Linked DNA regions of Homo sapiens: all the other regions are linked to region 3. Evidence: chromatin loops called from intact Hi-C (ENCODE). Cell type or tissue: PC-3. All regions are shown on one strand. Region 1 overlaps LOC102723568 (a long non-coding RNA gene). Region 2 holds the start of ELF5 (E74 like ETS transcription factor 5). Region 3 has its middle 15 kb from the start of LINC02707. Region 4 overlaps APIP (APAF1 interacting protein). Region 5 overlaps EHF (ETS homologous factor). Region 6 overlaps EHF (ETS homologous factor).

The links. Hi-C counts contacts between places; a loop is a spot of excess contacts. Peaks named below come from ENCODE experiments on the same cell type or tissue, not always from the same donor. Only the 100,000 strongest peaks of a DNase experiment are listed, where the experiment ranks them.
Region 1: it touches region 3 in a loop (9-fold over the local background); 5 of 110 quality-filtered maps call a loop at or near these places.
Region 2: it touches region 3 in a loop (4-fold over the local background); 7 of 110 quality-filtered maps call a loop at or near these places.
Region 4: it touches region 3 in a loop (14-fold over the local background); 97 of 110 quality-filtered maps call a loop at or near these places.
Region 5: a loop joins it to region 3, with 11 times the contacts of the local background. A loop is called at or near these places in 25 of 110 quality-filtered maps.
Region 6: a loop joins it to region 3, with 4 times the contacts of the local background. A loop is called at or near these places in 25 of 110 quality-filtered maps.

What each region holds. Positions count from the first base shown.
Region 1 is chr11:34,754,302-34,759,301 of GRCh38, reverse strand. LOC102723568 (a long non-coding RNA gene) reads right to left here. Exons shown (of 7, transcript XR_007062652.1): 6 at 4,695-4,844. Among named protein-coding and RNA genes, the nearest start is that of EHF, 140 kb to the right of the region's middle. In PC-3, no CTCF peak of the experiment used is centred here; DNase peaks (open chromatin) are centred at 2,081 and 2,541; H3K4me3 peaks cover 442 bases; H3K27ac peaks cover 3,181 bases.
Region 2 is chr11:34,510,273-34,515,272 of GRCh38, reverse strand. It overlaps ELF5 (E74 like ETS transcription factor 5), which reads left to right and starts at 1,479. Exons shown (of 7, transcript NM_001422.4): 1 at 1,479-1,596. In PC-3, CTCF peaks have their summits at 2,034 and 2,236 (motif pointing left); a DNase peak (open chromatin) is centred at 2,222.
Region 3 is chr11:34,583,520-34,588,519 of GRCh38, reverse strand. No RefSeq gene overlaps it. Among named protein-coding and RNA genes, the nearest start is that of LINC02707, 15 kb to the right of the region's middle. In PC-3, a CTCF peak has its summit at 2,112 (motif pointing left); a DNase peak (open chromatin) is centred at 2,089; H3K4me3 peaks cover 402 bases; H3K27ac peaks cover 1,323 bases.
Region 4 is chr11:34,888,551-34,893,550 of GRCh38, reverse strand. APIP (APAF1 interacting protein) reads left to right here. Exons shown (of 7, transcript NM_015957.4): 3 at 2,999-3,047; 4 at 4,682-4,799. Among named protein-coding and RNA genes, the nearest start is that of APIP, 25 kb to the left of the region's middle. In PC-3, CTCF peaks have their summits at 2,515 (motif pointing right) and 3,251; a DNase peak (open chromatin) is centred at 2,520; H3K27ac peaks cover 1,099 bases.
Region 5 is chr11:34,651,878-34,656,877 of GRCh38, reverse strand. All of the region lies in intron 6 of EHF (ETS homologous factor), which reads right to left. Among named protein-coding and RNA genes, the nearest start is that of EHF, 33 kb to the right of the region's middle. In PC-3, a CTCF peak has its summit at 2,647; DNase peaks (open chromatin) are centred at 1,317, 1,817 and 2,737; H3K4me3 peaks cover 499 bases; H3K27ac peaks cover 5,000 bases.
Region 6 is chr11:34,637,348-34,642,347 of GRCh38, reverse strand. All of the region lies in intron 1 of EHF (ETS homologous factor), which reads right to left. Among named protein-coding and RNA genes, the nearest start is that of EHF, 19 kb to the right of the region's middle. In PC-3, no CTCF peak of the experiment used is centred here; DNase peaks (open chromatin) are centred at 1,877 and 2,627; H3K4me3 peaks cover 1,261 bases; H3K27ac peaks cover 4,084 bases.

The DNA.
Region 1 (5,000 bases), 170 kb before region 3:
ATTAACATGGGAATAACTATTACCATTAAGATACAAGGTTGCCCATTCAAGAACATGGAATATTTCCATTTATTCAGATCATTTTTATGTTTTCCATTAGAATGTTAAAGTTGTCTTCATAGAAGTTATGCATATCCTAAGTTAAATAATTTGTAGATACCTTATAATCTTTGCTGCTTTGTGTATGTCCCTTAATTTGGATGAGGCTTGGGTTCTGGATCTTGCTGTGTCACTGATTATGCTGCATGATTTTAGGCAAGTTATTCACTGCTTCTCAGTACCAGTTTTCTCACCCATTAAAGGACCGGATTGAAGTTTATGTTCTTCATGGTAACACGGGTAATAACAATAACAAACCCAGATTAAAGTTTCATAATATGCCAGCCACTGTACTGGGCACACTCCCTGCAGATATATCGCCTGATAGGAAGGTGACTACATGTACAGCACTTAGCATGCCTGGTACATTGTAAGCACTCAATACATGGTAGCAATCATGGTGATCTTGCCTATTTAAAATTGAGAGTTGGAATCTTAGAGAGGTGAAGCAATTTGCCCAGGCTCACACAGCTGGACTGAGATGTAAGAAACACTAACACCTGGAGATGATTCTCTTCCAAAGCAAAGACTCTGTCAGCCCTACGGTCTCGAAGGATTTGAGTTACCACCTCACAAATGCTGGTTATCTTGACTTCTGGAGCTCATGCCAGACTCCTGAATACCAGAGGCCATGAATGACGTCCAGGGCTTCATTGTGCAGCTAGGGTTACCATCAGCTCTGGCCACATGCGTTTGCTCTTGTAAAACATCTTTTTTCCTAGAAGTCCAATGTGTTCCTGGATGTCGCTGGCTGATAGTGGAGTCAGATAACAGCCTGGGAAGGCAGCCGATAATTACAGGACAGGAAGTGGGTGCCATCCAGCCAGCTGGATGAGAATCAGCACCTCTCTCAGAGACTGTGCATGAAGATTGAGGTGGGTACGGTGGAAAACTCATCTCTCTCCTCTCCCCAGAAGCCAGGGCAGGCCTAGCCCATAGCCAGGTAGAAGAAGGGAATGCTGTGAGAGCTACTGATTGATCATCCTGCTTCCAGATTCTAACCCCTCTGCCAAGAATCTTCCGAATGTGACTGATAGGGAGCCAACTTAAACTAGTGTAACTAAATACAGAAATGTTACTGGCTTAAGGAGTAGAGATGATTTTAGGTAAGATGGATCCAGGATGTTAGAATTATTTCACTAGTTCTCTTCCCTACTCTCTCCTCCCCAACCCACCTTTCTTTTCCTCCTTTTTTCAGGCAAGCTCTCTCTGAAGGAGGAAAATACAGCCACTGGCAGCTCCAGGGATGTCTTCCTTAGGGCAGGGTCTCTTTTTCAGTAACCATCTCAATTTCTGTAAAGGACTCTGATTAGTTCTGCGTGAGTCAGGGGTCCGCACAAAGAAAATGGAAAGTTGGGCCATGTGATTCAGTCTTGTAGAGTGTGAAAGAGAATTTCCCCAAAGAAAGATGGAGGGCCAAAGGGAAAAAAACGTAGTCGATGTCCACTGCCCTTCCTATGCTATTCCCCAAAGATCTGGTGGGCACATAGAGCCCTAGCTGACTCCATGACCTATTTGGTATCATTTCCTGCCATCCCCATTCTCCTACTACCCATCCTGTGCTCTAGACACTGGTTCACGTGCTATTCAACTGTTTGAATAGCACATCTTCACATCTCTGAACCTCTGTGCTAGCTGTTCCTCTGCCAGAATGCAATGTGGTCCGTTCCTTCCTAGAACTCTCTCTCTCTATGTTCGCCCCCACCCCCAAGCAAATTAAGTACCTTCCCACAGCAATATATGCCAGTTTATTCTATCACATAGTAATTACTTTTCCAAGAAGTTCTTATTTGTCTTCAGGCTAGACTTGAGGTTATTGAGAGAAGGAATTAATAGTGTCTGATTCATCTTTGTGCAAGTAAACGTGACTCTATAGCATACACTATTTATTTACCCAGTATCCACCTTCTCCTTCCTTGCAACTGAACTCTGACTTGGAGGACTTTTTGCCCAGCTAAATGTTCACTAGCTCAGCCTTCCTTGCAGCCAAGAATTCACATATGACACAGTTCCTGGCCCATGAGATATACATTCATGCATTGCTTAACAACAGGGATACATTCTGAGAAATGCATCATTGTGCAAACATCATAAAGTGAGCTTACACAGACATAGATGGCATAGCCCACTACACACCCAGGCTATATGGTACATCCTATTGTTCCTAGGCTACAAACTTGGAAAACATGTTGCTGTACTGAGTACTGTAGGCAATTCTAACACCATGGTAAGTATAATATTTGTGTTTCTAAGCATAGAAAAAGTACAGTACAAATACAGTATTATAATCTTATGGAACATTGTTGTATACGTGGTTCATTGCTGACTGAAACATTGTTATGCAGTGCATGACTATAACTGGACATCTGCTTGGATGGAAGGCAGTCTCTGAACAGCTTTTTTCTTTCTCATTAAAAGAGATCACATAAGTCTGGCACTACCTTTCCCCCACTCCTTCCTGCCTTATGTATGCACTTGGTATTTGGGAGTATGACAGTCATCTTGTAAACAAGAGGAAAAGATCAAGAGAATCATCTTGGCATGATGGAGGTGCTCAACTTATGCCTGCAACCACCTGCCTCCTGATGTTAAGTCAAGACAATTTTTTCCATCCTTGTTGTTCCCCTGTATTTGGAGTAGCTCAAGTAGTATGATACTCTCAGTTTTGTAAGAGTCATTGTGGAATAGGGCACCCAATCTGATTCCAAGATTTGAGAAGTTGCTTGTACACAAAAGGCACACATACCTGATTTGCAATTGTAGCTATTTAATAATTAAATATTTTTCCATGTATATGTGTTATTTTTAGTATCTATTAATTTGTTAGCACATAAATGTTATGAAGTTATATGAAACTAACTACTTAATATAACTGTGAGAATTTTTTTTGGCTTAAGACACTAGAAAGTTTACTAAGACAGAGTATACCTTTAACTAAGAGTGTTCAGAAGACCCTGACTTAAGTAATAAATGAATAAACATAAAAGGGAGGTTTACTGGTGCAGAGTGGAATGAAGAGGTCATTTGAGGAATAGCAGAGTGACTCTCCTTTGTTCTTCCTCTTAAAAAGGAGAGGCCTCCTCTTTATAAAGAAATCTTTATTTTTTTAGAGATAGATAGGGTCTCACTATGTTGCCCAAGCTGGCCTTGAACTCCTGGGCTCAAGCAATCTTCCTGCCTTGGCCTCCCAAGTAGCTGGGACTACAGGCGCATGCCACTGTACCAGGGCATGATTCTTCTTTTTTAAATGCCAGATTGTAATTGCCATATTACTTCCCACTGTGTTTATGTAACCGCGAGCTTCCGCTGCACTTTCTGCATTGAAAGAGTTTTCTAGCTTCATTGGCACCTCACAGTTTCCACTCCCACAGCCTTCTGGGAAGCATACCTCCTCCACAAAGCCTCTCTTGACTAGGAGGAAGTCTCATGATTTTTGTACTTTCCCCTTCATCTCAAACGCAGCATCACGAGCTCTTTGCACAGGCAGAAATGATAGGCTGGTGAGCTCAGCGGTATGAAGGATCTTGCCTCTCATTAGTGATTGTGTGTTTTTCCTTCTCTCTAGTGTAGATGTCTTTGTTTCAGACTATAAACTCTTAGGTGAGTGCTTGAATCAGCCAAAAGCCAACCTCATTTTAAAAAATTTGACAACTATTTGTTGAGGACCAAGTATGTGTCAAGCACATCCTTTTTGATGATGAGTTTGCCACAGACAGCCCTTGCCTTCATCTTGGCAGCCAGGGCTCCGTGAGGTGCTCTGCACCAGTCTGGGGGTACCATTCACATAGACATTTGCAGGGCATCCAGGACTTCTGCATCATGGCAGGCCTCCTGACAGATCTTTCCAATTTCTAGTGAATATGAGATAACCAAAGGCCACTGAATAAAGCAGTTTAAAGCTTAGGCTTTGGTTCCAAATTCCATCTCAATCATTTACCTGCAAGTTCACTCAATGCTCTGAGCCTCATTTTCTCACTTGGAAAAAGGAATTCTGGAGCCTCACAGAATTATTTTGAGGGTTAAATAAAGAAACATATACATAATGAGCTCTCAACACAGTAGTTGACACATATTTATATGTATATATATATATATAAAATGAGGATATATATGTTTTATATATATAATAAGGGAATATATATTTAACAAAATTAATATGCTGGGGGCTTTTGGGAACAGGCAAAATTTCAAGATAGCAGCATAATCTCCGTTAGTCAAGATGTTTACTGTTGTATCTCTAGCCTAGTCCAAGGCATAGCACATAGTAGGTGGTCAAAAAATGTTCGATAAGTGAACTTAGTAAGTCTTACATTTTCATAACTCTTTCTACATTTCAAGACATGATCACATCTGAATTTTAATTCAATTCTGGTGATAATTGTGAAAGAAGGCAAATAAGGTGGCCTTATACTGATGGAGTTATTACCAGATTTTTGGCACTGTGCTTTACGTGTATTATTTCATTTAATACTCGACTCAGCCTTTGAGTCCCATTTTATAGATAAGGAGACTGAGGCTTCAAGAAGCTAAGTTACTTGCTCAAGGTCACCCAGCTAGTCAAGTGACTGAACTAGGATTCGCCATTCAGTACATACTCATTCGGTTCCCACTGCGTGGCAGCCAGAGCTGAGGATTTCGAAATTCAGAGGTCAGGAGACAGAGACTCTCCTTAGGTAGCAAGTGAACATTTTTCTTGTCAAAGTTACTCTGCTGTAGTTTTTGCTGGAACATATTCTGGATCAATCCTGAAAATGGAAAAAAAAAAAAATAAATAAGCAGCAGCTCATATTGTTTACACAACATGTAAGGATTTCACATCCACATGTAAAATTAGTATTATGATTGCACAGTGTGGGAAACATCCAAATGAAGCATTTAGCCAAGACCAGTCCATTCAGCAT
Region 2 (5,000 bases), 73 kb after region 3:
CTTTCTAAAAACAGTATCAGAATAACATGTTTTCCCTAAAAACCTCTCCACTGAGAAGAATGTATATGTTCAGAAAGAAACACTGGTAACATTTCAGAAATCAATGACAAGATAGGCCAGTGCCCAACAATGGAAAACACAGTGTGTGGGACTATCACAGTGCACAGTCCCCTAGAAACCAAAGAGGAAGAGAAGTACAGAATTTTAAAGCTTGAAAGAGGCCCAAAGACCATGTAATCCAGTTACTTGCAAACCCTTTCTAAGGGCAGATTCTTTTGTTCAAATGAAATCTTACCCGGAAGATTTATATAAAAGCTGAGATGCTCTTATTGAGTCAGGAAGGAACGGGGTGGTCTAGAGCCTAACCCACTCTACTCCACTCCCATCCTCTCACCCGCAAAAGTCCTTGTAAGGGCTCCAGGGAGCCCCTGGGGTTCCTCAAGTCACAGTTTGAAAAAAATCACTATTTCAATCCCACTTCCTCCTTTTGCCACTGGGGAAAAATGAAGCCCAGAGAAGTCCAGGTTACCCAGCCAAGATAGGGGTCTAGGCAGTCACCTATCTTCCTTCAACAATTTTTCCATGATGACACCCCGAATCCTCTCACGAACTGCCTTTTGTTTCTGCAGACTATATGCGTATTTGTATTTGTGTGTTTGTAACCATGCCCGGTGATCCCAAGAAAACATAACAAACCAGTCCTTGCTTTCGCTTTAAAGCTTGGAGTCTGCCATTTGAATACAACATCTCGGCTGCCCAAGATGGCTAGAAGCAGAATGCAAAAAGGCACAGGGTTATAAATACCTGTCTCATAGATGACCTGGGACACTGTGCTTTGCAGCCTAAATTAGGCAGAGTTTCTGTTGTCACGAAGAAGTACTAAAAAGCGGGCAGTTCTCAGCGAGACACCTGAGAGCTGGCATCCACATGAGGAGAGGCCCCATCACTTACATTACACTCATGAAGCCCAGAGATGTTAGCTACATTTTTCTAGGTAGCACAGCTAGGAAATGATGGACACTGAATTTGAATCTAAAGGCAACTAGCTGCAAAACCTGAGGTCTTAACACTGGGCCTATAATGCTCTTCCTTCTCACCACATGGGAAAAACGGAGAAAGACATGATCTTACAAAAGCACTGGGCTCAGCCAGCCTGGGAGAGAGGCAGCGCAGACCGGCACCAGGGTGGAATCTCTGTGTTTCCCCTCCAGCTTGCACAGAGGAAAATTCCTCACCAAACGCACGATCCCCGCACAGCTCCCAGGGACAAGAATTTTCTGCTTGTTTACTGAGTCCCCTGGGCTGGGAGTGGGGGGTTGCAGGGCAGGGGTGAGCTGCGCACAAAAGCAGGATAAAGGTAAACTTTCTGCATATGAGAACCATTTCCCCCCCTCCAAGGAGCCGTGTCACACTGTATGTCACCGTCATCAAAGGGGCTGTGCGTAAACCTGAAAAACCAAACGGACCTGTCTGTAGGTGTCACTTATATCACAAGGCTACAGGTGTCTTTATTTCCACTGCACGCTGGTGCTGGGAGCGCCTGCCTTCTCTTGCCTTGAAAGCCTCCTCTTTGGACCTAGCCACCGCTGCCCTCACGTAAGCGCCTTTTCTTTGCTTTTTTGGATGAATCGTAAGGGGTGTCAGGGCTCAGAGGCTCGGCCTGGGGCCTGGGTCTGCTCGTCCATCTCCAGCTCCAGGGCCGGCACCTGCGCTGGGTGCAGTCCCAGGGCCTCCGGGAGCTGTTTGACACGGATGTGACGGCTTGCCTCAGAGAGACCTGCTTGCCTCCGCAGGCCGTGTGGCCACCAGCCCTCCTCACAGCCACCACTCCCTCTGGATCCCTTAGCTGAACCAAGGGGAATTAAGAGAACGCGCCCAGGCGCTCAGTTCTCTATCCTCCCTAAAGCTTCTTTAGGAAGGGAAGCTGGATTTTACTCAGAAAAATATTCAGCTTCAAGGAAAGCCCCCCACCTACCCTTCTCCCCTGACTGAATTCCTTTCCCCACCGGCCTGCCCACTGTCCCCCACCCCCTCGATACAGAGAACTCCCTTATTATAGTTTGGGGCATTTTCAGGAATTTGTACAAAACAGTTTTAAAAGAAACCCATTTGCCCTCTGACATCTCCCCAGAAGAGAATGCTTCCAGAAAAGCAATGGTTAGCGTTTTTCCACTGTGTTCTCAGGCCTTGTCAGACTCTGCAGTGTGTGGGGTTTCTGTGGGGTTGCCCCCTGCTGACAGCGACAGGTAGCACAAGCTCCCTCCTCAGGCTGAAGCCGGGCCTGCGTGTGGATGCCTTTTGTACGCCCGAAAGTGTGTCAGACATCACTAGGTGCAATCGCTTCATGTTACAGATGAGGAAACTGAGGCCAGAAAGGCTAGATGACTTAGGGAGGCAGCTCTGTGGTTCAGTCTAGTCCAGAGACCCAGGGAAAGGGGTGGTTTGCCCATCCGAGTGAACGCTTGATTCTGTTGTCTTCGTGTTCTCTGCAATACTGTTTTTCATAATCTAAGGTATTCTCGGGCCGGAGTTTTCAGTTTGGTCATCTCCCTTTTTCAGAAGTCACCAGAGTGGCAAATTTTTAGATACATTGTTGATGGCTGATTTTTCCCTCTAAAACAGGATTGAATATATGTATTATGCCCCGTCCTTTGCATATATCGGATTGCATGATTTAAAAAAAAAAAAATCCCCATTTTAGAGATGAGGAAACCGTAGTTCGAAGAGGGGCATGAATATTTATATACCACATCTATATGAAAAAAAGCTTAAGAATTTCAGCAGTCTGGGTAGTAAGAAATGTGCCCCACGTTCGCAGCAGCAGAGGTAGGATTTAACCCCTGATATATGTAATCCAAAACTGGTAAGCTTTGCATCGAAGCCTACAGCAAACTACATGGCATACCTTTTTGGATCTTCGCTGCACCTTCAGAAAAACAGCTACAAACAAACAAACACGCAAACTCCCTAAGCGAGCTAAAGAAAAATGAGGAATCACTTGACAAGAGGTCAGCAAATTGGTTCTCACAGTTGCTAGGGTTCCTCTCAGAAGAACAAACCCTCAAGCACCCAACCCTCAATCTTTCTTTAGCAGTAAGTGTTGAAATACTCCACTGGGTTCTCCTCAGTGGGCCCCTTCTTAGGGAGGTCCAAGGGCTGGGAAATTGACCCTCCCTTGCTCACAAGTCTTGGGACGGAGTGGACATTTGGGTATCACTGAGGCTTTAAGGAAGGAAAACCGATTTTCTTCCCAATGATACCACTCAGAGGGTGGGGTTGAGGAAGCCCAATCTTGGCCACTTTTTTCTATATTTTGCACCCTATGGCCTAGTTCTGCCCAGTGATGATTTGGCCCGTAAACAGCCAATGTGTAGATGCTTAATTGGGCCAATTTTTGGTCACATGCCCAGAGTGAAGTTGATGATCACCACCAGAGTCAGGAAGGAATTTTCCTCCTCTGGCAAACTGGCCAAGGCTGAGTGGTTTGCTCCTTCCCCTCTCTCTGGGAGGCTGAGCAGGGGTGCCGGGTTGCTCAGGCCATGGGAGCCACACCTGTTATTGCTGCCTCTGATTTGTGTGACACTGAGAAGCCCACAGGCCTGTCCCTCCAACTCGGTGGACCCTCTCTGTGTGCATTTGGTGTGTGAGCCAGCTCTGAGAAGGGTTCAGAAGCCACTGGAGGCATCTGGGGACCTCAGCTTCCATGCCATCTCTGCCTCACTCCCACAGGTACCTGCAGCCAACTTTCTCATGTGTGAAGTGAGCCCACCTGATTCCACCACCTTGTGTTAATCATTCTTGAGCTTTTCCTACTTACTAGGCAGCTAGAATGATGACTACATTTGGGGGAAACTGATTCCAGCTTCCACGGATCTATCGGTGGGCAGTGAGTGAGGGTCCAGAGTGTTTAAGGTACCCAGCTAGGCTGGGCAAAGAATATCCAGTTGTCCTGAGGTATCTACCTCCAACTGGGGTAGAAGGCAGTGGGCACAGGAGAAAAGGGAGAAGAGGAAATCAGGGAGCTTTTTCAGCACTAAAAGTTCAGTCTGTGTGTAGTGGTTGGATTTTCCTCCAATTTGGTGGACTTGCTTGACCAAAAAAATGCAAATATAATCAATGTGTATGCATATGTGTGTGAGTGCCCAGGTTTGGATGTGTTGGCTCAATCAGGTGGGTGTCTGCAGAAAGTCACAGAGTTAGGGCAGACCTTGGGGGCTGTTTTATCTGTGTTCTTGTTTAGTAGTTGAAGAACTGAGATTTGGAGAGGGGCAAGAGGCAGAATCATAACTCCAGGCCCAGGGCTCCTTCCATGATGAGCCAGCTAGTCCCTCACAAAATGAAAAGTATGTCCAGAACAGCAGGCCAAGAGACCTCCCAGCAGATCCCTGTCTGTACTGGCGCTGACACTAGGTGGATCTATCACAGCGCTTCTCCACCTTTTTTTTATCACTTCTCCTAAGGACACTTTTTAGGTCATTTTTTCTTAATCATCTCCCCACCAGAAATGTGAGTACCAGAGATAAACTATACATCTACTGTAGACCTTTGGAGCATGATAAAACACTGTAATTAATAACTCAGTTTTTTGATCCCCAAGAACTCATCTTTGTTCCCTAAAGAGGGGGGCAATATCACCCCCCTTGAGCAGGCCTGGCCTAACCTCAGGCCTGTGTTCACATATCCCTGGGCCTCAGTGTTACTTCTGAGAAAGGGGGCTCTGGACATCTGCCTTTTCACACCTATCCTGCTCTACCTCCACTAAAGAAGTCCTTAAGAGCTAAAATGTTCAATTATTGCAAGGACCTTAGAGGGCCTAGAGAAGAGAGGCTACTGAATACAAAGCAGCCATTATTCTTGAACTCTCACACCTACTGCATGCTGGCTAAGTAGCCAAGGTCTTTTGTGGAGAGCCCAGAGTTAATAACACCCACTCCTGCTGTAACAGGAAAAAAAAAAAAAAACACCTTTTTCTGCTTTTATAAAAGATATTTTTTCCAAAA
Region 3 (5,000 bases):
GCTTTAAATGGGTTTAGATATTCAAAAGTGCCTCATGATGGTCAGAAAGAAGTCTCTGGAGTAAGGATGGGCATTAGTAGCCCCTATACTCATCTCCACCATTAGTCTTTATTGAATACTTACTATGTGCCAGAGACTGCTGGCCAGGTACTTTACATACATCATCTCATTTAATACTCACAGCAATCTTGGAACATATATGATATTATCCCCTTTTGGAAGATGAGGAAATTGAGACTCAGAAAAGGTTAGGTAATTTGCCCAAGGTCACATGGTTAGAAGGGGGTGGTGTTGAGCCAGGAATCCAGTCTGTCAGACTGGAAATCCTTATCTCTTTTTCTGACAGTAACTACTGCTCTGGGCAATGACCGTCATTTGTCTACATCTTCACAAGATATTTCCATTTCCATTTCATGCACTTTTGAGGTAAAACAGGATCATTGATTTATGAAGACTGTTTTTATCTGACATCCATTTCTTCAGGACGACTTTCTGCACTGCAGACATTTGCCCCCTGTGATGATGGGGTCCTTGCTACAACATGCTGTCACAAGGTCTAAATGAGATCGTGCATATAAAACATGTCGCTCAGAGCATGACACAGAGGAGACTCTCAACACACTAGCTTCCATTAGGACTGTCGCTCCCTCGGTCCCAGCACTGCCTGTTCCTCTTTACCTTTGCAGGTAGTGGGGAAAATATACAAGGAGACCTAGATTCTGAGTGTTTCTTGGACACGGGTGCTGGCAGCTTTGTGCAGGAGTATCTCTCAACATCCCTGGAGTCAACATTCTGAATGTCCTGTGTGATGCTGATATCACCAACTCTGTAGACCCTGAGCCTGCTCACTATCACTGAGCCTTCACGTCAAAACAGGAAAATGATGAGAGGTGACTGGTGCTCCGGTAAGAAACTCCGATAAGTTTCTGCATCAGATCCTGTACATGAGAAAAACTGTCATGAAGAGGCAGCACAGCATAGAAGCTAGAAGATCAAATCTGGAATTACGCAAATCAGGGTGTGAATATTGGCTCTGCTCCTTCCAGCTCTGTGACCTGGGGCAAGTTACCTAACCTCTCTGAGTCTCTGTTGCAGCTGTAAAGCAGAAATAGTAATAACTATTTCACAGCTTTATTAGCAAAAGTGCATGATATAGTGATGTTAAGTGCTTAACACAGAGCCTGGTCCACAGGAAACACTAAACAAATGTTTGTTGTTATTATATCGTTGTTAAAAGCAAAAAAAAAAATAAAATAAAATAAAAACCTGCTATGAGACTTGTTTTGCAGATTAATAAGCAATTACTTTAAATGACTTTTCTCCCCAACTAGCTAAGTCTGCTGTTTGATAGGTTTGAACGAATCAGTCAGCTGTTGAAGTCTCACTGAGCGCATGCAGCATGCCCTGGTGTGTATAGATGCAGGGGCTTGGCAGGCCCGGAGGCCAACAGGCTTAACAAGGTGCGCTAGCTGAACACAGCAAGATGAGATGATTGAAAAGTCTACTTGAAATGTTTAAATACAAAGTAACTTGGCAAGGAGATAGAATCAGGACAGCTGACCTGCTCTAGGCCTCAATTTCCCCATCTGCACAAGAAAAGGGCTGGACTTTATGTCGCTTTCTTGCGTCTCTGACCTTTATGAGCGAAAGAGTCTGATTCTGCCAGGACCATTTTAGCTGCCCTATGAGTGCATCTGGCAATTCCTAGTTCTGCATGGTCTGGTAAAACTTGGCATCTGATGCCCCTCTATAAGTCAGAGTTTTGCAGGGCTCATGCAGGCCCACCAGCTAGGGCACATCTCCCCCACCCCCAAGCCTCCTGAGGACACGCCAATTCCAACATCTCCCACCTCCCACCATACGCAATCACAGGAGACATCATTCCAACTGGAGTTCCCAGTCCACGAAGAAAAGAGAGATCTTCTCTAAACAGGGTCCTGTCTGTTTCCAGCATAAACCACCTGAGATGTTCAGAAGGAGAGTTCTTTCTTTCCTCCACAGCTTCGGAAAATCATTCTTTTGCACGTTCAGAGGGGGAAAAGTTGGCAACAAAACTTGACTTTTTACCAGAATGAAAACTTTCTTTGGGGTTAAGGAAACATTGCCATCTGGTGGCATAATATAGAAATAACTGGACAGAGTGATGAGTTTCTAACCCACAAAAGATGAAGTCACACAATTCCAATCAGAAAGAACTAGAAGGGTCCTTAAAGCTTAGATCCAATGCTTTTACTTTACTGAGTAACGGAACTATTGTATAGAGATGGCTTGTGAATTTCAAGACTAGAACTCAGATCTTCTCAACTTTATGTAATTCAGCTGTCTCTCATCTCCACAACTCACTCCACACCCCAACATATACACACCTCATACTTAGGACTGAAATGCTTTAATAATTCAGGCTGGCAGGACCACGATCGTTTTCATCCTGCATGTGCCCTCGTGCTTTTTATCAACATCATGGGAGGCAGAAGAGGGAGATCAGAGGCACTTTCAACTAGCAACCAGCTACAGGGTTTACAAAGATAAGGAGGAGGCCTATCAGAAGCCAGAGGAAGAAAGAATGGATTGATTAGGGAACTGAAACTTCTGTTTCATGTTTCCAGCTCAGGAGGCAGTGGGGCTTGCATTAACTCTCTAAACCAGCAAGAGCTATTTGAGCTAACAGTAGGGGATGCCTTCTGTTTGGGGATTTTGGATCCTGAAGATAGTAAGTTCAGTGACTTGAGTATAAAAACCCTCATTATTTATGCAAAGTGTGAAAATCTATTATTGTGTAAATTGAGCCACGTAATTATAGGCATAGTCATTTCCACCTCTTATATTTGCATATTGCTTTGCAGTTCACTACATGCTTCAACATATTTAAAATTATTTAATCTTTATAAACACCCTATGGTGGGAATTATTACTCATTAGTAATGAGGAAATAGAGGTTTGGAAAAGTTAAGCAACTTTCCTGAAGTCACAGCACTATCAATGGCAGCACTAGGACTTGAAAGAAGGGAGGAAACTTAATATTTAATCTACTCTGGGGCAGGTGAGATACAAAGTGCTTCCAAGGAAGCTATCAGTGGCTTCTCCCCTTGGGGAGTAGCAAAAGATCAATCACTCATTCTTTGTTCTTCCAACTTGACCACTGTAGAGACACCCAGTCTTCCTGCAGCTACCCTATCCAATTGTTATTTGCTTGACTGTAGGACGTACCAAAAAGCCATATGACATTCATGTTAATTTAAATTTGACTTGGAGAAATTTTTCCAAATATTACAATATCCTCTGAGGCACAACAGGACTCAGCCAGCAGTCCACCAGCCTGGGTCCTTGAGGCTGTTCGAAGGGCTTTTCACCCAGTCACCACCTGAACTATTTCCAAATAGCCCTTTTGTAATGCTCTGACAAAGAGGATTCTCTGTGTCTCCTTTCCTGGGTCCTCACCTCTGAGCATCAGGGCCTAAAGCCCAGTCCTCAGACCACTACTCTTTTGGATCTAATCTTTCTATAAGGGGGGTCACCTGGTCTCATGCCTTTAAATGCCATGTGGACACAGATGATTCATATACTGATACCCAGAACCCCAGCCTCTCCCTCTGCACTCCCAACTCATATGTGCAGCTGTCTACTCAACATCTGCATGGCAATATCTAAGGCCCATATCCAAACTCCTGGTTTTCTCCAACCCCTAAGTCATCCTTTCACAACCTCTCCCATCATAGTAAGTGGAAATTCCATTCTTCCAGTTTCTCAGGTCAAAAACTTTGGCATCATCCGTGAGTCCCTCTTTTCCTCTCATGAGCCAATCCATCTGTAAATCCTGTCAGCTCTGCCTTCACAGAATTTTCTACTTCTCATCCTCCATCGCTACCTGGCCACCTTCACCTGGACAACTGCAATAGCCTCTGACCTGGTCTCCTTGTACAGCAACTAGAGTGTTTCAAGACGTAAGTCAGAACATAACACTCTCTTGCTCAAAACCTTCCAAGGGCTTGACATCTTGCCCCGGTTGCTCCATGATCTAGCCCATTCCCCTCTCTAACTTGATCTCCTACCATTCTTCCCCTGTTCCCCCCTCTTTACCATATTGCTGCTTTCTGTCTCACCCACTCAACATGTAAGAAACTAAAGAACAGGGGTTTCATTCCATTCCATGCTGTAACCCAGGGCCTAAACAAAGTCTGGAGCATGGATGAGGCTCAATACATCTTTCCTGAAACACAAACGCCTTTTCCTTCAGCCTGGGTTGTTCCTTGATATCATCGATCCAGAGCCTGATGTAACTGCCTCCTACTGCATTTTCACCGTGGACCTTCTTACACTGTGCCCCGTGGTGAGGGAGTCCTGTGAGCCCCAGGGTCTTCACACCACCTTTCACACTCCCGGCAAGGCTGTGATGGGCATGCCCTCCAGGCTTTTAGCCATCTCTTCAGGGTGCGGTTTCTCAATGACCATGTGATCTTCCCATTGGCAGTTCCAGATAAGTACAAACAGCCGAATGGTGCCAGACAGTAGAGCCAACCAGGAACTGAGAGAACACTGATTCTGCTGATGCACCAGGTGTGCTCAGATGCCAGCCAAGACCACACAATTCAGGGGCTGACAGTTCTAGATAAGCACAAACAACTGAATGATTTATTGATCCCTTTCCCCAAGTCCATATAACATCTGCTTCAGTTACAATTGAGAGGTTTAAATAAGGAATGAAAGTGGAGGGGAAATAAAGAGCTAAAACTAAAAAGATTGAAAAGGAAAAAGTTTTGAGGGGTAATGAGGAGCATCAGGGTACACGCTTGGGTTGGTTGTTTGTCACTGAAGAAGACAGTAACCTTTTGGGGGGAACTAGGAATTCCAAAGACGTTCCTCACACCTGCAATGTTGCCAGACATTCAAACCCTATAACCTTTGGGTCAACAAGACTCCTTTTTTTAAAATGCAAGTGTTTCCAGGCCATTAATCATTTACAGCTTATTACAAATTGTTGCTGGCCATTTGGTATCAACCCT
Region 4 (5,000 bases), 310 kb before region 3:
ATTATTTTGCCAAAACTTTCAAGATGGCCTATTCACAGCAAATCCTACGATAACAACATTTATTCTTGTTTCATGTATCCATTTAGAAGTTGAGTCCCAGTAATATAGTTTCCCAACTGTATTATTTATAATAAATCATATTCTAAATGCTGTCTTTAGTTAACTGCTTTTTATTTGCATGTTCAGAAATAGTTTGTGTATGTATAAAATAAAGCTTTCTACCAAATGAGCTAAAATAACCATTTCCAACTGGCTCTTTAAAAAAACTAGCAAAGTTAAAAATAGGTGAATGCAGGACTCAAGATGAAATATTTTTGATCAAAAAGACATAAAGGACTATGTTCTTTCTAGTAGAATTTTACTAATCCATGCACTACCATTTTATGTGACCACCATAAACCACTCATTGGCGCATCTTTTAAAATTAAATGGGCTTTTATAGCACTAAAATCAGCTCATAGGAAATTTTCATCATATATGTGAAATGCTTTATCCTTAGTTCTTAATGGGTGTGGAGGTCATGGAAGGAAAGAGCCACAGTCACATGGCACTGTATTTGGAATCTTATTAAATTTGTGCTTTACATAGTAAAATGAATATTTTGTAGTAAAATGTTGGTTTTTTTCCCTAATATTTAAATGACTTAATAAGTCACTAGCATTATCAGCAATACTATTCTCATGTTGTTAGTGAAAGTTTGGCTCTTTGATGCTTAGGGCAAATAAATTTGGAATAAAATGCAAACGCAATAAATTATGTTTCCAGAATAATACAGACAATAAGCTCTTTGGGAACATAAAATGATTTACTAATTCCAAGATTTGACTGGACCATTCCAGCTTATGCTACAAGTATGTGGTACCAAAAATTAAGTCAGAAGAAGGAAATAAATGACCAAGAAAATAATAGTAATCAAGGCAATTCCAGGATACTCAATAGCTACTGTGTTTAGGTTGGGTCGCTATCATTCAAATTTATAATTTCCTGTTTTCACAGAGTAATATTGACAGGTGTCAGAGAGACTGATCCTGTTGCATGTGATTAGGACTACAATTAATAAAGTCACATTGTAGACAAAATAATTGAGGCACTATAAGATTTAAATTATTTTTTAACTGACCAGAAAGCAAATAAAAATAGAAGCAACTGAACATAGATGTATTTTGACCTCTTGGGGTTTGGCCCTTGCTTACCACAGTGAAAATGCAGGAGTACAGAGAAGTATATTCCAAAATTTAGTAACTTGAAATTCAAAATGCTTTCTGTTTGTGGCTTAAAGCACCAAGTAGATATTTCACTTTAATATTTGGCATGTTTCTATTCTAAAAAGCTCTGTCATTTTTATATTTTTATCCAGATATCTCTTTCTTTGTAGGTGTAAATATATTTTTCTAAAACATTTGGCTAATCTTTTAATTACCCAAAGTTCATCAAAGTCTAAATTAATTTCCATTTTACAAAGACATTTACAACATACCAAGTCACTTGAATAAACAGAGTACCCTTGGTTTTCCTACTTTATAGATGGGTTTTACTTACCAGCAGACCATTTTGTACTTTATTTGAGTCTATTCCCAGGACTGCATAAATTTCTCCCCACATAAGAAGACCCACAAGTCCACTTATCTGTGGAGGTGAGTGGACCATGTACCATCCTAGAGCTTCTTCCATGTTACACAAGGACACAAGATTTGGATCACTGGTATTCACAAAGAGCCCTTGTTAATAGTATGATCCCAACCCATTCTCACTGGTTGCAGAGGAATGTCCCTTTATGTTATCCTTATGTTGCAGAACTCGGAAACAATAGCCACTTCATGAAAGCAAATGCTCGCGTGCAGCTAACAGTGCATTGGATTTCCACTCACATTATCAGACATTTGTTTTCTAGACTTTATCAGTGGAACCTTAAAGAAACTTTGATTTCACCTTAGATTTTTATCGGTTCCAAGCCTACAGGTTTATTAGCAACCTGAACTTCAGCAGCTTGGTATATAGGCCATCATCCTCATTTACACTATGAAATGTTTGATATTTGTTCAATATCCCTGTGTCTGTGCCTTACTAGCAGAAACTAGAGCATGCAGGTACTGGCATTTTCTTGGTTTGCATATATGCAGTAGCTCATTAATACTCTCTGGCAGCAACTGAAACTGGTAAGTTATCAAAGATATCCAGCGAGAAGAGAAAAAACCTGATATGTGAGCCAAGGGACGTTTGTTTAGTTGTTGTTGAGGGTGGAGGGAATTTAGAGAAGATTTGAAATTAATTTCCAAATCAAATTTGAGAGCACCTTGTGGTAAATGGTAGTCTATAGCATCTCCCTTAGTCCAACATCCTGTAACAAAGAGATCTTCACATGTAGCCATTCTGATATTTTGAACTCTTTGTAGTTGTTTTAGCTTTATTACTAAATTTTTTTCCAAGATATGTATGCTTTTCAAATGGGAAGCATGTGATTCTATCCAAAAAGTAGCCCAGTGTTAATACAGTAATTTAAGAAACTGTCCAGCAGAGGTCTCTGAACTTCATGGTTTAAGAAGAGCATTTCAAACAATAAATCAAACCTGATTCTTTGCATGACAGAAATATACTTCTATTGAGCATATTTTCCAGATTGGATTTTAGAATAACTGTATTTCACATAGGTTAAACTCTGCTTATTCATGTTTAAAGACGCTGAAAACTTATGTTTTCAGATTTTTATTCCCCTAACAGGATAAAAGCCTGGTTACCACCAACTTTGCACTATAAAAAGAATAAATATATATGAAACGTAGAAGACAAAAGCAACAACTAATATTCTACAATGCCACCAGCACTACAAAGGCATTGATGTAGTTTGGCTTTCTTTCTATGCAGCCAAAATCCATAATTAAATCAAGCAACTGGCTGTATTGCTTGATTTATAAAGAACATGCATGATTGGACTGCAAACTTTTCTTTGTGCAAAAGCAGGAAATAAATAAATACCAATTTGTATGTTTTGTGTTGCCAGCGATGAAATCTACATTGCTCCTTCAGGAGTGCAAAAGGAACGAATTCAGGTATGGTAATGGGATTCTTTAACCTCAGTGTCTTTTCTTCTTAATTACTGTTTTATGAAATGGAATTAATTTTAAGAGAAAACATTCATTTTATCATAGCAATTTGAATAACTAATCAGCAAACATTTATTGAGTAATTATTAAATGTTTTGTAAGGTGGTAGATATCTTCCATACAACCGGTGTATGTTTTGAAATCTCATTCAACCTATAGGGGGCAAAAGTGAATAGTGCAATCTTAAATCACAGTAAAGAGCAATTATAACTTTGCAGCTTTATAACACTACGATCTTTATCAGGCTGGTGGAATAATCAGATTGATGGTCTCAGATGAACCAAATTAATTCATATTTCCTAATAGCAAAGTTATTCTAATTTCAGGATTTCAAGTTATGAAACTTTGTTTCAAATTTTGAGAAGTCTTATTCTGTGTTAATGCCAGAATAATACCCCAAATCTAGTTAAAGCAAACACATAATTATTTAACTTCTAATGCAAGAAAAAAAAGAAAAGCTGCTTTGTTAATAAAACATTTGTATTGTAGTTTTTTAATAAATCCTGGCAGATAAAAGCTACAGAAATACGCATGCTTTACTGTATGTGGATCAGATACCCATCAACAGTAGACTGGCGAAAGAAAATGTGGTACATATATACCATGGATTAGTATGCAGCCATAATAAAGAACAAGATCATGTCCTTTGCAGCAACATGAGTGGAGCTGGAAACCATTATCCTAAGTGAATTAATGCAGGAACAGAAAAATCAAATACCGCATGTTCTCACTTACAGTGGGAGCTAAACATTGAGTACATACAGTCACAAAGAAGGGAGCAATACACACTGGGACCTACTGGAGGGTGGAGGGTGGGAGGAAAGTGAGGATGGAAAAACTGCTGTCAGTTACTATGCTTATTACATGGGTGACAAAATAATCTGTACACCAGACTCTTGTAACATGCAATTTACCTATGTAACAAACCTCCACATGTACCCCTGGACCTAAAATAAAAGTTAAAAAAAAAAAGAAAAACCTGTAGATCTACATAATTTCTTAAGCTTTAAGAAGAATATACCTTATTGAGATTAACCTTTCTGAGTACCATCTAAATTTCTCAAGGGTTAGAAAAATTACTCAAAATTTTGCTTTTATCTAACAAAATGTGGGGAAAAAAATTTTAACACCCATCTTTGGAATGTCGATTTCTTTATATAGACTTTCTGAAATACAGTTGTGAAATTATAGGGCAAAGTTGAGAAGCTAAATTGTTGAAATGACAGCAGTAACATCATTACATAAATAGTAATTTTCCATATCATTTTTTGTCTTCAAATTTTTTTTAATTTTTGGGATTTGTATTAAACTTCTGAGAATATTTTTACTAGTAGAAATCACTGTTTTATTTCTCAAAATTGCTAAATTATTTTGAGAAACTATAATTATATATTTAAAATGTAAGTTAAATATATGCATATATTAGCACTCTATGTATATGTATACTAAATATACACACAAGTATGTATACTATAGATAAACTTTCTTGTATTCTTATGTATATGTACACAAGAAAAGGAACATTTCTAATTGATATTTTACAAGCCTTCTTTTTTTCTTTTTTTCCCCTCTATAAATAGCCTGAAGACATGTTTGTTTGTGATATAAATGAAAAGGACATAAGTGGACCTTCGCCATCGAAGAAGCTAAAAAAAAGCCAGTGTACTCCTCTTTTCATGAATGCTTACACAATGAGAGGTATGCAGAAAATATATTCAACATAAAGAATATTTGCAGAGTAGGCTCCTCTAAATAATGGTAATTATTATTTCAGTTAACATTTCTTGGATACCCACCATGTGCAAGAACTTGAAGTGCATGAACTTACTCAGTTCTCACATCAACCTATGAGGAAGGTCCATTATTCCACTTACCCTCCTGCCTACTACCAACTTATTC
Region 5 (5,000 bases), 68 kb before region 3:
ACCTATTTCCTATAATTCTCTTTTTTATTCATGCATCCACTCATTTAAACAATATTTACTGAGCACCTACTGCATGCCTGGCACCTTTGAGTATGTGCTAGTGAACCAAACAAAACAGAGATGATAAATGCTATGGAGAAAAATGATGCAGGTTAAGAAATGGAGATAGATGTATGGACTTGGGAATAATTTGCAATTTGATACAAGGTGGTCATAGGAGACCTCTCTGATTCCACGACCTAAAGGATATGAGGGAAAAGGTCATGCAGAGAGCTTGTGCAACAGCCTTCCATGTGTAACATAGAAGTGCAAAGGCCCTGAGGTTGATGTGTGTTTGGTATATGCATGCTGTAAGAGGCAGAGAGGGAGGAGCTGAGGTTCTGATCATTAATCCCTTATGGGACTTTTAAGGACATGACTCTGAGAAAGATGGAAGCCATTGAAAGATTTAGATCATTGAAAAATTTGTGGTTTTTTTTTTTTAGCATAATAGAAAAATGTAAACATTTATAACAAAGGAAGATGACTTTTAAGCCAGAGGAGTGCCCTTTTTTGGCATGCAAAGTTACATTTTAATCAGCCTGACAAAGGCGCCATTGAGTGGCCCAAGCTCAATACAGAGGGCCACAGTGGACTATGGAAACACAGATTAGTTTAACAAATGACTCATTATGGCAACCTCTGCGACTATTACCAAAGAGGAGATGATGGAGGCGGACCTGGGAAATAAAAATTCTTCTCAGAAAGAAAACTAAATGATCTAGCCGTGTGTGTGTGAGTGTGAGTGTGTGTGTGTATATGTGTGTGTGTGTGTGTGTGTGTGTATTGGGAGGACCAAAGTAGATCTTACAAAGACTCTCACACTCAAAAATCAGCCAATTTTAATACAAAGTAGTCCCTAAATACAAGCCAATTATTTTAAGAAATTGGGCCAGTAAAACTGATCTCTTTCATGTGCCCTTCCTAAACTAGGGTCCACTGACCCAGTGTGGCCTTCAAGGGCCCCTGGACTGACTGAAACCATATATGAAGGGAGAGGGTTCACAGCATCCATTCAATTATCAGGAGAAGCCTATTATTCAAAAAAGCTATGAACTGCCAGCCATTAGCTCCTAATTAAATTGGTTAAGAAAAAAAAGCTACTGTTTATTGAGCACTTACTATGTACCAGGCACTGTACTAAGCACTTTAAATGAATCACTTTATTTAATTCACACAATAACTCTATGACACAGGTACTAATATGATCCACAGTTTTCAGCTGTGGAGGATCTGAGAAACAGAGGGGTCAAATGACTTGACTAGAGTCACACAGCTGGAATGTGGAGCCAGGATATGAACACAAACAGTTTGAATCCAGAAGCTTTACTCATAACCATGATTCTATGTCATTTCCAGAAATGGTGGCCGGCACATAATCTCCCTTTGCACATAACAGATTTCACACAAGCCTTTCTTGCCAAGAATCAGGTTCACTTCTGTAATGCTCTTGTTAGTAGAAAAGATAATTTCAATCTGACAATTCTATATTTCCCAACGTTCATGGGCCCTTTCAACCATCTTATCACCCAGCTAATCAAGACTCAGTGTTCCCAGCAATTTCTCGAAACGTCATGGCAGGATGGAGAGAGGGATTTAATAAGACCTCAGTAAACAAGAAACCTCTCATCCTGGTTAAGAATTTCTCTCCTGGCATTGTCACTAGCAGGGCCTGCACCTGACTTGGGTTTCTCTGAAATCCGAGAGGACAAATTCACAGGAAATGCAAGGAGACTTCACTCTCCCTCCCTGTAGGTTGCAGGGTGAGGTTGCAACATCCCATCAGGATGTGACAATATTGCGACAGGTCTGGCATCCACCCCGGTTTCCAAGTGATACATCACTCTGACAGGGCCACGTTGTACTGCAGACAAAGAGTGGCATTTACCCAGCAGGCCACAAGCAAAGCTCATTTTCAAATGACATCCAGGAGGGATGCAGGGCCATTATTTCAGAGCCAGGAGTTGAATTCAGAAAAATACAAGAGTCTCTCAGTATATTGGCCTCAATTATTGTTTGTGGGTTCCTAGTTGATCTAGAATCAGTTACTTCAGAGTTCAGGTGCCTTTGTGAATAAGACGAAAACCTTGGACCCTCTCCTCAGAAAAAAATGCACATATATGTACACATGAAATTTTGTCAACAATTTCAGGGGGCTGTGGCCCATGCAGCAGTCCATGGACTCTAAAACCTCTACACTAGATAAACCATGAGGAAATATTCTTTGAGTTGTCAGCCGTTTACCCAAGCTAGGCTCCACCCAGCTAGGAACGTTCTTTTTTTAATCCCCAAATAAAAATCTTTCCATCATCATAAAGGGGAATAAGCAGTCAAAGGCAAAAGAAGAACCTAATTTCTTCCAGACCTCTCTGCCTGTTGCAGTGTGCAGGGGTAAGCCGTGGAATCACTGGCCTGCTTTACCACTGATATCTTTTGATCTTTAACCTCTCTTTAATATGTGTCCTTCTTCTGCCCTAGGATAAAAGTCAAGACCTTTGAAGTTAGCCATGTGGTTAAGTGATTCATTCTTATAAAATAATGGCTTGCCCTGGAGAAGTTGTCCAGCCTGGCTTTCTCTTGCTTGGCTCCCAGGCACTCCAGGCCAAGGTCCTATCCAGTCCAGGCAGGGGCAGCAACAAGCCACAGGTTTGTGATGCAAGTGAGAGAGCGTGACTTCAGCTAAGCTGCTTCGCAAGAAGCAAAGATTAGAAGCATTTGCATATGATTCAGCTGTGAGCCATTTCTTTACGGGATATACAAATTTCAGTGTTCTAATAGACCGTGCCACCCTAGCTTTAGGCTCAACAAGTCAGTGGATAAACACATCAAGCCCGAGCTGGCATGACAGGCTGGAGGACTGTCGAGCAGAACAGGACACCGGCAGCGGGCATTTTATGAAATGGGCAGATGACAGAGAAATCAAAACAAAGCCTATTTCCCCACCTGCGTTTATCACAGAGGGCATCAGTTTACGCTGGGCCTCGCCTTAGCTCAGCTGGTAACTAGCATTAAAACATAGAAAGATATTTCACTGCATTCAATTACATGGGAGCTCGAAAAATAAAGACTCAGGCAAATGACCAAGGTTTTTCCGGGGTTCTGCTTCCATGCAGTAGAGACTATAAACTATTCTGAAAGAAACTGACCCATATAAGGCTGTAATTAACTATCCTACTGAAGGGCTATTACCCCAATGAATACACCAACCCCAGAGACTGCATTGATTCTTTAGGGCCTGGGTGATTGATCTCATTTTCCAGCCTGGGTTACAATCACAGGATAGAAATGGGGAGCTGCAGCAAACAAGGATCAGAAGGGTAAGGAGAGAAGATTCCTGAGCCCATCTTAAGAAGGACTATTGAAAAATACAATCGGTGGACTCAGGAGAGAGCGAGTTCCTTGCTACTGCAAATGCAAAAGCAGAAACTGGCCTCTAAGGCCCCTATTGATTTTGAGATTCTAGAAGGTGTAAGTCAAGATGTAGAAAAGAGGATGGCCCAGCTGTCAGGGCAGCAGAGCTGTAACTATGATGTTTTTGTTTCCCGGGTGCCTCAAGACCTACTAGCCCCTGAGGCTCAGGAAGTGGTTGGTTCAGCTTTATTCTTAGTTGGAATTTTTTGCCGTAAGTCAAAGACCCAAGTGGAAGGATGGAAGGATGGAAGGATGGAAGGATGGAAGGATGGAAGGATGGAAGGATGTGGGAGATGACACTGTAGGAAGTCGCAGAGGAACTCAGAGTGTGACTTGGGAGGTTTCCTCAGCCCTGAACCCCATGGTCTTGACTGAGTGGCAATGATTGCCACAGAAATTTTACCCCGGTTGGCTCAGTTCCCCCAGAATAGCAAATACACAGCCAAGCCTTGCCAGTGTTTGATCTATTCCCTAATTTTAACAAATACCTCAAGTGACACATAATGCTAAGGACCACTGGGGGAAGGAGAAGTCGAGAGCTATGCTGGCCTCAGCTCTTAATCTCAATTCCAGAAGCATTTACATTGGCTCCCAGCCCCATCTCATTTAAGGGGCTTGACCCAAACAAAACCTCAAACCAAAACCTTTCATTATTTCAGTTCTCAAAAGCAAAAACAAAAACAGAAAAAAAGAGGAAGGAAGGGTTGCAGACTAATTTCTTTCACAAAGACCCAATTAAATCCCATTTCTGAAGTTGCTCCAAATTTAATTCCAGGAGAGAGGCACTATCACTTGTGACTGATGTCTAAGTGCCATTTCATAGACCCAAAGAGATCCACAAGTTCATACTCAGATCACGGGAAACCATAAGATCCTCTTTCAACCATTTCCCACACTGTACACGCCAATGCACCTATTTGTAGGTGGGGGTGGTAATCTGAAATCCCCTCTCCCAGACTCCCAACATCCCAAACTTCTCACCCAGTGTAACCTTGGTTAAGGAGCATGGATAGCCCCAGTTGCATCCAAGCTTAACCAAATGCAGCTAAAGTGAACGTAACTCATAAAATGCAGGTGCTCTGACTGATTAGAGAGCACTGATGAGTCATCGGAATTAGACTTAAAAACTGACAAAATAGTGTAACTGTGGGGATTCTGGAAGTTTCCAATGGCTACCCCTTCACCCAGAAACTATCACTACAGGTTCACGGACCTTTGAATTTTACTATGAGGTATTCTTTCTCTAAAGCCAAATGTAGTTTGTTGAAAATTAAATATAGCCTTATTTCCCATAAGTATACCCAAATATGAATAATTTTAGCAGCTATATTGCAAGAGTAAGTTTTCATTGAAAATAAAGAAAAGCCTAAACAACTTTTATTGTCACAACAGAGTGACTAGTTTCGTAGGAGACCAACATTTTGCCTAGAGGATCCCTACGGGTCATCTTCGATGTACAAATATTGCCTCAAAAGCAAACCTCGTCTAATGGTAACCCCATCCCTTTCCTAGCCCTTTAATTAGAAAGACTCCAGAAAGGCAGAAATGTA
Region 6 (5,000 bases), 54 kb before region 3:
TGCTCCCAGGGCGAGGCTGGCTGGCATCCAAGCAGTTTTTTTTTTTCTTTTTTTTTTACAAAAGTGAAAATGCCAAGGAGATTTTATTTAAAGTATTTAAAGTGCAATTTCAAACAATGAAAATCCAAGCTGGTGGCAGCACAGCCCCAGCACCTGTGTGGGAGCTCGGACTGCAATCGCACCTGCACACCCAGTAACAAGTTTCCTCAGTGCGGGTATCTGCCACAGGCTGGGCTGGTCATCAAAGGGCCTCAGTCATATTTTAATAGAGCTCTTCAAGTATCTGGCTTTGTGATAATATCAGGAATCAGTTGGTTTCTCTGACAGACACTGCCCATTTCTGGTAAAGAAAAAAATTTTTCCTTTCTGGTAACAATTATAACCAGTTTTTTTTCTCCTGTTAGAGACCTGGAGAATTTAGTGGGTTTCCAAGCTGACCTAAGTCAAAGTGGCTTTCTCAGTCTGTGGGATCATTTTTTCAGTAAAGGACTTGGGAGAAGAGATTTCTTCCATGGGCCTGTTTGGGTTTATTTTATAACAATGCAAACATTTTACACTTCAGAAATATTGTCTTCAATTGTCCAGTATTTATAATGTCCCTATTCCCAAGCGGGCACCCTCCACCTTTCAGAACAGATCCCCAACCGTGTGTTCAGTCATTTAAACGAAGAGCAGCCTGTTTCCAGATCGCTATTGGGCAATACCCAGAGGCTGTAAAAGTCACTTGCTCTTTATAAAATGTTGGGGTGGGGAGAGGAATTCAGCTTTATAGCAGCAATTCATGGAAAATTTTCTGCTTGTTTTGGGGAAATTTTGCATCCTCGGGTATTACCAATGTCCACAGGATTACAATTGCCAACCCAGAGGATTTTCAGCCCTTGGCATTCCTTCCCCTAATTTAGCTACGGCTCCTCTTGTTCTGAGTAAGGCCTATTGGGGGAGAAGAGGGGTCTGCAAAAGGCATACGAATATATTCATGTATTCATTTATTCAACAAATATTTATCAGCCCAATAATGGGCTGGGCACTATTCTAGGTGCTGGGGAGAGAGCAGTAATTAAAGGTTGAACTAGGCTACACACAAACATGTATGATGATTATTAGCTTCATCATCACTGTTGCTTGGTAAATAATTAGGACTGAATCCAGCCTAAGTAGAAGGTGGAGAAGGAAAGACAGGGTAGGGATGATGGACATTATAACAGCAAAGAGCCACTGGGTGGGAAGATAGGAGGACTGGATTATATGTCCTGGCACCATGTATAGGAGCTTTGAAGCCAGAAGAGCTGGGGTCGATTCCAAGCCTTCCTACTTACTAGCTAAGGTTAGTACTCACCCAGACAAGTTACCTAACCTCTCTGAACCCCAGTTTTCTCATATGCAAAATGCAGCTAATCATACCTCGTCTGTACATTGATTGGAGATTAAATGAGTTTCTGTACCTCGAGCACCTGGCACAAAGTAGGGCACGAATACACGTCAGGTGTTATCATGAGGAGCGTCACTAGCTCTGTGGATAGCCTGAACCAGAAATGATGCTGGGCCTCAGTTTCCCCACTTGAAAATTTACAGATGGTGACTATACTGATCATAAGTTCCTTTTCTGAAAAGCTCTTTGATTCTCACCCTCAGAGAAAGAAAACAACCTCAAGTCAAACCTTCTTTCCTTTTTCATAATAACTGGGTATTTTCCCATCCAACTTTGTAGAGCAATTGCCCTAAAGCTAAGAAATCAGATTGGGAACTTCAAGACGAAAGAAAATCTCTAAGTCCCCAGACCGGGTGGCTGGTGGAAGGAGGGGGGCCCAGGGCCCAGTGTCTTGTTTGCTCAAGGCTGGGCTTGTTCCTTGCTAGCATTTGCTCAACCACAAGCAGTGGAAAGGTTACTGTTTAACCCTGAAAGGGCTGAAGCTCAGAGCCCAGCCCATTTGCATGGAGGGATTGGCCTTCCAGGCTTAGGGAGGACAGGCAGGGAAAGGCTTCTCTCAAATTCTTTCACAAGGATTTGCCTGCAGGGTTGTTTCAAAGTGGTCATTTCAGTGGCAGCACCTGCCTGGGCCAGCTATGCTTCCTGACAAGCAGAAAGCAGGGTGGCGTGGAGGCTGTGCACCCAGGCTTTGGAGCTGGAGAGATGCAGGCTCAGATTCCAGTTCCCCTGCTTACTGTGGGTGACCCTGAACCAGTGCCAAATCTGTCTAGCCGCAAACATTCTGTTCCTCACTTTCTGTACCTGATAAATGGGAACAACACCAAACTCAAAGGGCTGTAAGAATCAAATGAGGTCATGCACATAGAGAGCTTGGCAAGTAGTGAAAAAAAAAAAAAGAATTTAATAAATGTTGCAGAACAATATGGGCCAGTTCTCCACCTGTGGCCAAATGCCCACAAGCCCCTCTCCTCAGGGCCGACGTCATTTTCCACCATGACCTTCTGGAAACATCCAGAACTTCTCCCAACCCCCAGAGATGCCTTTAAGACTACAGGGTGGCAGCTGCCCCATCACCATCCTCCTGCAAAAAGATGGCCTGTGCATAGCCCTGCTCCCTGCTGGCACTCCCTTTCCAAGGGAAAGCAGCCAGCATGGTGAGGGGCCCTTTTTTACAGGGCACATTAAGTGGTTTCCACTCATAAAAGAGTTTGTGTGGCTTAACCCTTAGTGAGTCAGAGTTCGCTTGAGCTCACCTGGGCTTGTAAGCAAAGAAGGTCAGCATTTCCAACTGGGCAGGGAGCTGCAGGGAAAGATGTCCTCAGGGTGGGCACATGAGGCCCAGGGCCAGTGTAGCAGAAGGGCTTTGGCCGAGTCCTACCCTCCTCTGAGGCATAGTTTTTCAGGCGTAGAGTGAAGACACTTGCCCCAACAGCCTCACAGGACTGTTGAGATGGAATGAGATCGTGGATAACAAATGTGACTTGAGAATTGTAAAAAAACCTTATTATAACGAACTCACCCATACTCCCATATGCTAATGTAGACTTTCTGTAGTATATAGTAATTGCTTTCTGGGGTATAAAAAGCAATCCTTTTAATTAGAAAGTAGGGGAATTATTGAATGCTCTTATTTCAGCTCCCTACTTTGCTTTCAGCATAGCTTTCATTATTTTCCTTAAAAAAAAAATACCATCAAATGTGTGGAAGTAGAGACTTCAGAATCTGAGATTCCTGGGTTAGACTCTAGGTCCCATCTTTCAGCCATGTGACCTTGAGCACGTTAACCTTTCTGAGCCTCCATTTCTCGCACTGGTTTAGAAATGGGAGAGCTGGAGGGGGTTGCGGGGGAGTATTTGTTTCTCCTAAGCCTAAGGGCTGTTTTGAAAGATAAATAATTATAATGGGTCTAAAGGTGTCTTGTCTAGCCCCTGGCAAACATGTCCCCCATCAAAATCAGTTTCCTTTCCCTTCTTTAAACATTAATTCTCAAGGTGTTCCTCTAACACATTTTATTTCTTCCAGGACTGAATCCCCAGTTCAGAGCCTAAGTGAGAATGACTCCACCCTGGGAGTCAAAAGCAAGCTGGGAAAAGAACTCACTTCTCCCCATCTTCTGCTGGAGGCAGGAACCTCGGATGGGGAGGCAGAGGAGGAATCCTCAGCCACCCTAGGTAGTGGTTAAAAGCAGAGTTTCTCAACCTCTCCACCACTGAAATGTGGACAATCCCTTCTGTGGGGGCTGGCCTGTGGATTGTAAGATGTGTAGCAGCACCCCTGGCCCCTACCCTCTAGATGCCAGCAGCACCCCCTCCACACACACCATGTCCCTGAGGCAAAAACCACCCCCAGTGGAGAATACTGGTTAAAAGCTTGTGGAGGCAGACAGCTCAGGCTTTGCTCTTACTGACGTGACAAACTTAGGCTGTCCCTTAGCCTTCCTGGGTGCCATTTCCTCTCCCGGAGAATAGGCATAGGCTTGCTGGAGGGTTAAATGAGACAAGGCACCTCAAAGCCCACAGCAGAGTGCCTGGTACCTATAGAGTAATTGCCTGATCTGTGAAGGTTTAAGAGAATACACTGGGTATCAGAGCCACCTTTGTCTGTTCCCAGGTGGTATGTATTCTGGGGAGATTGTATAAATTATTACCTGAGCTATTACAAACTGCACACACAAAGAAAAACTATACCTCTTATTTCAAACTCAAAGAGTGAAGTGTGACCGGGTGCGATGGCTCACGCCTGTAATCCCAGCACTTTGGGAGGCCGAGGCGGGTGGATGACTTGAGGTCAGGAGTTCGAGACCAGCCTGGCCAACATGGTGAAACCCTGTCTCTACTAAAAATACAAAAATTAGCTGGGTGTGGTGGTGCATGCCTGTAATCCCAGCTACTCGGGAGGTTGAGGCAGGAGAATCGCTTGAACCCAGGAGTCAGAGGTTGCAGCGAGCCGAGCTCGAGCCACTGTACTCCAGCCTGGGCAACAGAGCGAGACTCTGACTCAAAAAGGAAAAAAAAAAAAAGGAGTGAAATGAAATGTAGATTATCCTGAGATTTTTTTCATATATATTTCCCTATCCTTTTTCATAGGTAGGAACAATTGGAGGGAAGTGTATTTGATTTTGAGACACTACTGATTGTCCAGAGGTTGACATTTTTCCCAAACTTCACCTCTTTGGGCAGAAGTTTGTAAGACTCACAGTTGTGGGGCAGAATCGTACTCTTTATTTGAAGAGAAGGAGCCCTGTGTGCTACCCAATAGACTGAAGAACTGGCAAGTACAACATGCCAGGCTTCTTGCCAAGACCTATTTAGCCTTAGGCAGCAAGTCCCCTACAATGTGCCATAAGCTCCCCTAAAATTATGGGCCACTGGGGCTTGGCCAATCTGAAATTCTTTTTGCAGCAAGAAAGCACTGTTCTGTGCTAAATGACCAGCCTGAGACATGGCGGGAGATAGGCCAGCCTCCGCATCTCACTTCTTTTAAGGGCAGTTTCAGGTACACACAAACTCCCGCAGTGCCCTGAGTTGCCAAGCACTTGGACTGCTTCTGTGCCAGCCACACAGAGACACAT